Linked DNA regions of Homo sapiens: region 2 is linked to region 1. A link is a loop called in an ENCODE intact Hi-C map of the cell type or tissue named here. Cell type or tissue: sigmoid colon. All regions are shown on one strand. Region 1 overlaps ENOX1 (ecto-NOX disulfide-thiol exchanger 1). Region 2 overlaps ENOX1 (ecto-NOX disulfide-thiol exchanger 1).

The links. A loop is a pair of places that touch in the nucleus more often than their neighbours do. Peaks named below come from ENCODE experiments on the same cell type or tissue, not always from the same donor. Only the 100,000 strongest peaks of a DNase experiment are listed, where the experiment ranks them.
Region 2: a loop joins it to region 1, with 2.5 times the contacts of the local background. A loop is called at or near these places in 1 of 110 quality-filtered maps.

The regions. Positions count from the first base shown.
Region 1 is chr13:43,514,957-43,518,956 of GRCh38, forward strand. All of the region lies in intron 2 of ENOX1 (ecto-NOX disulfide-thiol exchanger 1), which reads right to left. Among named protein-coding and RNA genes, the nearest start is that of ENOX1-AS2, 68 kb to the left of the region's middle. In sigmoid colon, no CTCF peak of the experiment used is centred here; a DNase peak (open chromatin) is centred at 1,605.
Region 2 is chr13:43,695,325-43,699,324 of GRCh38, forward strand. The region is part of intron 1 of ENOX1 (ecto-NOX disulfide-thiol exchanger 1); the gene reads right to left. Among named protein-coding and RNA genes, the nearest start is that of ENOX1, 90 kb to the right of the region's middle. In sigmoid colon, no CTCF peak of the experiment used is centred here; no DNase peak of the experiment used is centred here.

The sequences.
Region 1 (4,000 bases):
GTTGAGGCACCCACAGTTTCAACAAGACTACTTAGCTATGGTAGCTTCATCAGTAACTTTCAGATACACATTTTGTTTCATTTTCATGGGAATGCAACAATATTAACCCCACAGAAAGAAATGGATGCTCAGAGCATTAACTGATTTGTTCAAGTCACGCAACCAGTACACGGCAGAGGTGGGACCAAAACACAGGACTTCTGAGTGCCTGTGTGTCATGTACTCCAAAACAGCAAAGTCTTTGGCAATGTCTCTCAAAAATTCTCAGACTGTATCTGCATAAAATCGCTGTGGGTGATTTTTAAAATGCACGTTCCTGGATGCAGTCAAGACCTAAGAATTACATTCTCTGAGAGTGGGGCCAAGAATCTGCATTTTAATGAGGTCCCTAGGTAATTTTCATTCATAGTAGAGTTACAGAAAGGCTAAGTCTTTTCTTCTATTCCTAAACTTTGGAGTATCCGTTTTTCATCAGAAATGCTTCTGGGATCTTTAAATTAATTGCCTGGGTTGTCTTAGGAACAAGTCAAATACTTATATAATATTTTCTACATCCTAGGTCTTGTTAATTGATTAAATTCTCACAACAACCTTACAAGGTAGATAATAGTATTACAATACTCATGTTATAGATAAGGAGACTTAGGCACAGAAAAGCTAAAGGGACTTCCCTCAAATTACACACAAGATGTGATCCTGGGCCATCTGGCTCCAGAGTCCATTTGTCAACCACTACACTATGCTAGTGCTACAGCTTCAAACAAAGAATCACAGTCACTGAAAAGTGCTGGAGAGCAACTGCTCGTGGAAATCTTTGCTCTGAGCTTCATGGAACAGATCAGAGTTCCTCCAGGATGTCCTGCTCCATACTCCAATGCCTTCACAGCTGTTCTCCCTGCTAACATGCCATGTATGCCCTCCTAATCTGACAAAACCTGGACACTTCCTGGATGTCCAGAGTGAGCCTGATGTCCCTCATTTTTGTTCCCAGGGCCTAGTGCACACAAGCCTCCTGGCACTAATTATACTAACCTATACCTGCAAATCTAAGCCTATTTTCCACAGGAAACTAGAACTTCCTAAGGGTAGATATTGAGCCTTATTTATTTTCTGCCCTAAGTATCTAGCAGTCAGCGGGAACTCCATAGATGCTTGTGGAATAAGTGAATGGTGGAATATACAGTAAAGAATGGTTATTCCCTTTATAACAGAATTTACCAAAAGTTTCTGAATCCCTGTGTTCATTGACATATCATTAATGTCTTGACAGAAAGCCTAAAGGACTGAAAGGTAAAGCCACTGCCAACTGGAGATCAATCCAGTATCAGATAAAACATCTTTGAAGTCATGATGTAAGTCAGTGGGAAAGCTTCTACGGGATCTAAAAATGTGAATTAGACACAGCTTTTCAAGGACACTCCTGTTGCACAAAAGGGAGTGTACACGTTAGAGAAGGTTTGCCTCAGTGCTATCAACATGTAAGCAGATGGGGACATGAAACAGCTTGTGAATTCAGTCCTTTTCTCTCCAGCTGGCAGAAGCAAGGATTTTGAGAACTCTGCTCTCCTGTCTACTGAAGGATCATGTTTCCCTGCTCTGCAATGACCATCAAAGCCATCTGGGAAAAACAAAATTCTTTTGCACAAGAACATAGGGAGCAACAGGGAAGAACAAAGCTGCAGTACTTTGGTTCTTTGGCTCCCGCTTCTGGAAAACTCTAGTTGGTATTTTATCTAGCTTGTTCTCTCAGTGGTGTAGTAAATCAAACAGGATAGTTGCAAAATGTTCTACAGTGTTGGGGAAGAAGAATTTCTTACATGCCTAGAAAGCCACCAGGGTTGTAAATTAAATTCCTCAAACAAAGCAGCCCCAAACACACAGAATATTAGCTTCCCCATTTTGTGTAGTTTTCTAAGCTCTTGAGATTGTGTACATGTTAAACACATTCACTGCCATTTTCTTCCTTGAAAAAGATTTTGAGTTTTCTGTCACATCAAAGAATGTATATCAAAGAAATACAAAATGGAATTTGTGATTAGTAGAAACAGAGCATATTAATTTTTCCTTCTAAACAATACCCTAAGATGAAAACAGGCTAAAGCCATTATGCTAATCCAGTGATGGAAGGCACAGATTACCACACAAATAAACAATGTGTGTTACAGAATACAGACTAGAGTGTGCCTCACAATTATATTTTATGGTGGAATATATGTTTACGGAGCTTTTGGCCTGGTCATTTAAGAAAAATGTCCTTAGGCTGGGTGTGGTGGCTGAAGCCTGTAATCCCAGCACTTTGGGAGGCCGAGGCGGGTGGATCACCTTGAGGTCAGGAGTTCAAGACCAGCCTGGCCAACATGGTGAAACCCGGTCTCTACTAAAAATACAAAAATTAGCTGGGCGTGGTGGTAGGTGCCTGTAACCCCAGCTATTTGGGAAGCTGAGGCAGAAGAATCACTTGAACCTAGCAGTTGGAGGTTGCAATGAGCCCAGATCGCGCCATTGCACTCCAGCCTGGGCAACAAGAGTGAAACCCTGTCTCATAAAAAATGCCCTTAAGTTTGTAGGTCTCTACAAGTTTCATGTGAAATATGGAGTTCTGTGAAAGCCATATCTCATGGAATAAATCCCAATCAATGTCTTTGACCAGAAGTTCAGGAGTGAGTGCCCTCTGCCTATGGTCACAGGTTTAATCAACTCCAGTATGGGCCAGTTATCTCTGCTACTATGGTCTGAATGTGTGTGTCTCCCCAAAATTCATATGTTGAAATCCTAACCTCCAAGGTGATGTTATTCAGTGGTGCGGGCCTTTGGGAGGTGACTACATCACTAGAATGGGATTAGTGCTCTTATGAAAGAAGCCCAAAAGAGAACCCTCATTCCTTCCACCATGCAAGGACACAACTAGAAGCTGCCATCTATGAACAACAAAGTTGGCCTTATCTAGACATTAAATCTGCTGGCACCTTGATCTTGAACTGTGGAAAATTCAGTTGTTCATAAGCCACATGGTTTATGGTATTTTGTTATAGCAGCCTGAACAGACTAAGATGTCTGCTCTGCCCAACAGTCAAAGAATGTACTATTATTTCCTTTTAACATGGATCCTATGGGACAATTAGGCAGGAAACATAGATGCTTGTTCAAAGAAACAGCATCCCCAAAACAAAACCAATCTAAGAAGTGCATTCCTCATGAAGAAGAATTTATCAACCATATTAACATGTTGTTCTCTCTTTTAAACTCCTATTTTTTGCTTCTTTTTATTCAGTTCATTCTCAGGAAGTGTGTTGTGAGAACAGATCTAAGCCAATGTAATCATCAATATTATCAATATTAGGTTCCTTCTGGTAGGTGAGATACGTGGGTCTCCTCTCCCATACCTTACTACCAAATTTGTCATACGTTCAAATGTCTATTAGCAAGCAGACACAGCACAGGTAATCAGTTCCATGATAATTCACTGTCTCTGTTCTTTTCAGTGCCCCCCAGCAGTTTGCATCAAGAGCTCAGGGGAGGCAGATGCGTTGATGTTCTAGTGCAATACTCAGCATTATTTTAGTTACTATAGAACAATCCTGCAAGCAGAATGGTCTAGGCTATAAACCTACAGTGATATTAGAAAGGTGACCAGATTTCCAGACTTGTATCACTAGATTCCCAAATTTTGTTCATGCAATAGTACAGAATCCACAAATCTTAAACTCCATTTAACCATTGTAAAAAAAAATACATTTCTAAGTCTTCTTTGTTGATCAGATATGTTGATAATTGAAATGTTTATGGTAACTACCTCATGCATCTTTGAAATACTAAACACTCTGAATTGAATATCCTCAATTAGGTGCTTCAGATATTGGTTTACCATCTCTGAGAGATAGAATAATTCATGTGTAATACACACACTCCACAGTGTCCACATGGAAGAATTTAAAAGTAAATTACAGAAAGTAAAAACAAGTGGAACCTCTATTTTTAACATTCTTTCATTAAATTCAGC
Region 2 (4,000 bases), 180 kb after region 1:
GCCTTGATCTCCTCATCCATCAAAGTGCTTTAACTGACCTAATCACAGCCAGAGGGCTCACCTTGGTTCAACAAAACATATTCAGACCCATTCTCCTTTTACTTTTAAAAAAATCTAATTTTTTTTTTTTTTTTTTTTTTGGAGACAGAGTCTTGTTCTGTCACCCAGGCTGAAGTGCAGTGGCGTGATCTCAGCTTATTGCAACCTCCATCTCCCGAGTTGAAGCAATTCTCCAGCCTCAGCCTCCTGAGTAGCTGGGACTACAGGCATGCACCACCGTGCCCAGCTAATTTGTGTATTTTCAGTAGAGACGGGGTTTCGCCATGTTGGCCAGGCTAGTCTCGAACTCCTGACCTCAGATGATCGGCCCGCCTCAGCCTTCCAAAGTGCTGGGATTACAGGCGTGAGCCACCGCACCCGGCCTCATTTTTTTCTTCACTTTTTACAAAATAACAGTTTTACTGAAATATGATCCTCATACCCTAAATATTCCCCGTTTTTAAGTGTACGGTTCAGTGATTTTTAATATATTCACAGAGTTCGGCAATTATCACCATTATTTAATTCCAGAACATTTTAATCATCCTCAAAAGAAACCCCATATCCATCAGTAGTCACTCCCCATCCCCCCACTACAACCCATGATAACTACTACTCTACTTTCTGTTTCTATGAATTTGGCTATTCTAGACATTTCATATGAATGAAATTATATAATATGTAGCCTTTTGTGACTAGCTTCTTTCACTCAGCATAATGTCTTCAAAGTTCATCTATGTTGCAACATGTGTTGGTATTTCATTCCTTTTGATGCCAGAATAATATTTCATGGTATAGATATATTAATACCAGATTTTGTTTATCTATTCATCAGTTGATGGACATGTGGGTTCTTCCCACTGTTTAGCTATTATGACTGATGTTGTTATGAACATTCATGTACAGGTACTTGTATGGAAATATGTTTTCAGTTCTCTTGGATACATAGCTAAGAGATATACTGGGCCATGTGGTAACTCTACGTTTAACCTTTTCAGGAACTGCCAAATTGTTTTCCAAAGTGGTTGTGCCATTTTCTTTGCTATTTGATATATTTTGGTTCCTTCTGTGTCTGCTTTCTGGTTTTTGGGGGCTCAGCTGGGAAAGTAATTGGGATACTTCAAAAGATATTTTACACATAGTGGACAATTTTTAGCCATTATAGGTAGACACAAATACACAGTGGCTGAGCTTGGGAGCCACAGAATGTGGTGCTATAGGGCACACCGAAAGGATATCCATGCTAGTTAGCAATGATACCTGGAGTTCAGAGAACAATTTAGGAAGATCTGGGTGGGTTTTGATATGATATAGCAATAAACAACACATGGATGCACGCACTTAGACCTTTATCTCAGGTGCTTAAACTATAACCAGGACAATTCAAGACGTACGTAAATAATGACAGGACACATTTTTGAGATTCCTTTGCTTTTTTTTTTTTTTTAAGAATATATAAGAATATTTCCAGCTGGCCATATCAGAGAAGATGGTTTTGGAACAGAAACCATCTTCACTGGCTCTTGAAGGATAAAAATGTCTTAAACAAGCAGAAATGAGGAGTTGCATCTCAGGCAGAGGCAACTGTATAAAGAAAGGCACAGAGTGAAACATACAAATGAGGAGCTGGAAAAAGATACAAAAGAAATGAAACAATTAACATTGAATATGAAAGGTGATTTAGAAGGTGGAATACAAGATGACTCTACGTTTTTGGCATGGAAGATGGGATAGACCACTGTGCCATTAACAGAAAGGATGGTCAAATCTGAAGGAAGAACTAGTAGGAGCGGGAAGGAAATGAGTTCAATTTTAGACATAGATTGGGTTTAAGCTATCAGGGGAACATATGTAGGTAGGGTCCATTAAGCAAATAAAATATAGAATTGGAGCTTAAGAAATATATTTCCTAATAGAGGTCATTGCTGAAGCCTTCAGTGGGAACACAGGGAGAAGAAAAGTGGCCTGTTATAACTTACCCTCAAAGAGGAAACTCAGTCCACTGCAGAACAAAGAAGACCAGGACAAGGCCATGCAAGGGCTTGGGAAACTGACCAAATTTTAGGGCTCAACCTTGAGGAAGGGAGCTGGCTGTTCAACTACAATGTTCTGAAGGACAGTGCAAACACAGGCTTAATCAGGCCAGAGCTGATAACTAGGAAGTTTAATCTAGAAAGTCAGGCACAGCAGCAGGAATTTCCAGTCACAGGCTAGCCATATCAGGACAGATCACCTGCCACGGGATCAGGAGATGAAGGACAGAACTCAGCCTCTCCAGAACTAGCAGGACCTGGGCAAAATAGACAAGTTCCATCCAAAGGGACGGGATTCCAGAAAGACTCTAGTTCACACAAATTGGACAGATCTGATAGGCTTTGCTGGAAGGATACAGGATGGTCTGAATACGAGTAACCAGAAGTAACTCTACCTCCCCTCTGTCAACACCTGGTTTACAGGAGCAAGACTGGTTTGGGTCCCCATATGCTACTTACTGTAGATGAAGCTTCTATTGTTCCTTCTGCCCTGTTCAGGAAAGGCTCACAAACTGACTGAAGCTAAGCTTCCAGATGCTCCATCACACCAGAATCAGCATTGAGGAAGGAAAGGATAGGGCCTTGCAGTACATTCACATTTGGCAGGGCAAAGAAGGAAGAGAGAAAAAGAAGATACGGTGGTGGATACATTCAAACACTCTGTATATCAGCAGAGAGTAATGATGAAGCAGGAGAGAAGGAGATCAGAGAAAATGAAGGAGTGGACTCAAAAAAAATGGGTGAGTCATCAGGGAATCCCTTTGTGTCACTGGTTTTCACCTAAAATTTTACTTTACCATATCCAACAGTGATGCTCTATTACAAATAATGCTTTGCTTGTCATCCTGCCTTCAAAAGCCCCTTTAGTTTTCAGCAACCAATACGTAAGAATCACAACTCCTACATAAGTACCTTTTGGTAAACACATTCAATCTTGACCTGGAAGCTACAGTAAAAACAAAGAAAAGATCAATTATATAAAGTTGGAAATACAGACCTCCAAAGACCCTAACTGTTAGAGTAGCCAGCACATATCAGAAACTTTACAGAATGCCAAATCACAGCATAAATAATAAAATGTAAAACTCAGTGGTTATAAAAATAGACTGTGAGCTAAAACTTAAACAATTAAACCATATTATAGAAAGGCATCTTTTGAAAATTTAAAATACTACAATTTTAACACATATAAAAATTCACAAAAATGAAGTTTTTTTTTACCTCATATTTTATTGAGGCAAGAAGTAAAACAAACAATGATCTTAACACCATGATCAAAAATAGAAACTTTCAATCAACACTGCACTTTTCACAAAATTATAAGAGGCTGAAAACTGCAAATAGCACATGTCAAGTCTCTGCACACTTCACTAGAGATATATTTATTCAAAACTAAATGTCTCCCAACGATCTTACTCTAGAAAGAACATGAGTCATATATGCTGAGAAACTCTTCTTACAGTTTTAACCTTTTGCGGAAAAAAAGGCATAGCTTCCAGCCCATACACTAGTAAAGAGCCTGTGAAAAACAATTTCACAGTTTAAAAAGCAAGACTCTCTTTGGCACTGATATCCAACATTTCAGACAGAGAAGCAAAGAGCTCATCCCAGCTGATGACTGCCTCATAACTTGGGAAGCAATTGCATAATGACTAATTCTGGAGCTTGTGCAGATACTGGGACAAACACTGCAAACCTTGTAAAGGACAAAAAATCCCAGTGGGTGATAAATCAGCATGGTTGCTCAGGCCCTCCAAGTAGTATCATGGAAAAGTGCAGTGGCCCCTCATATCGCACTGAGGCATCAGCTAAGAAATGACTTGAGGGAAGAATGCCTCCTATGGAATCATCAACAAGTCAAACAGATCACTTCGTTTTTATACACTTCTGGTTCAGGAGTCTGATTTGGTGCTCTACAGAGGAACACA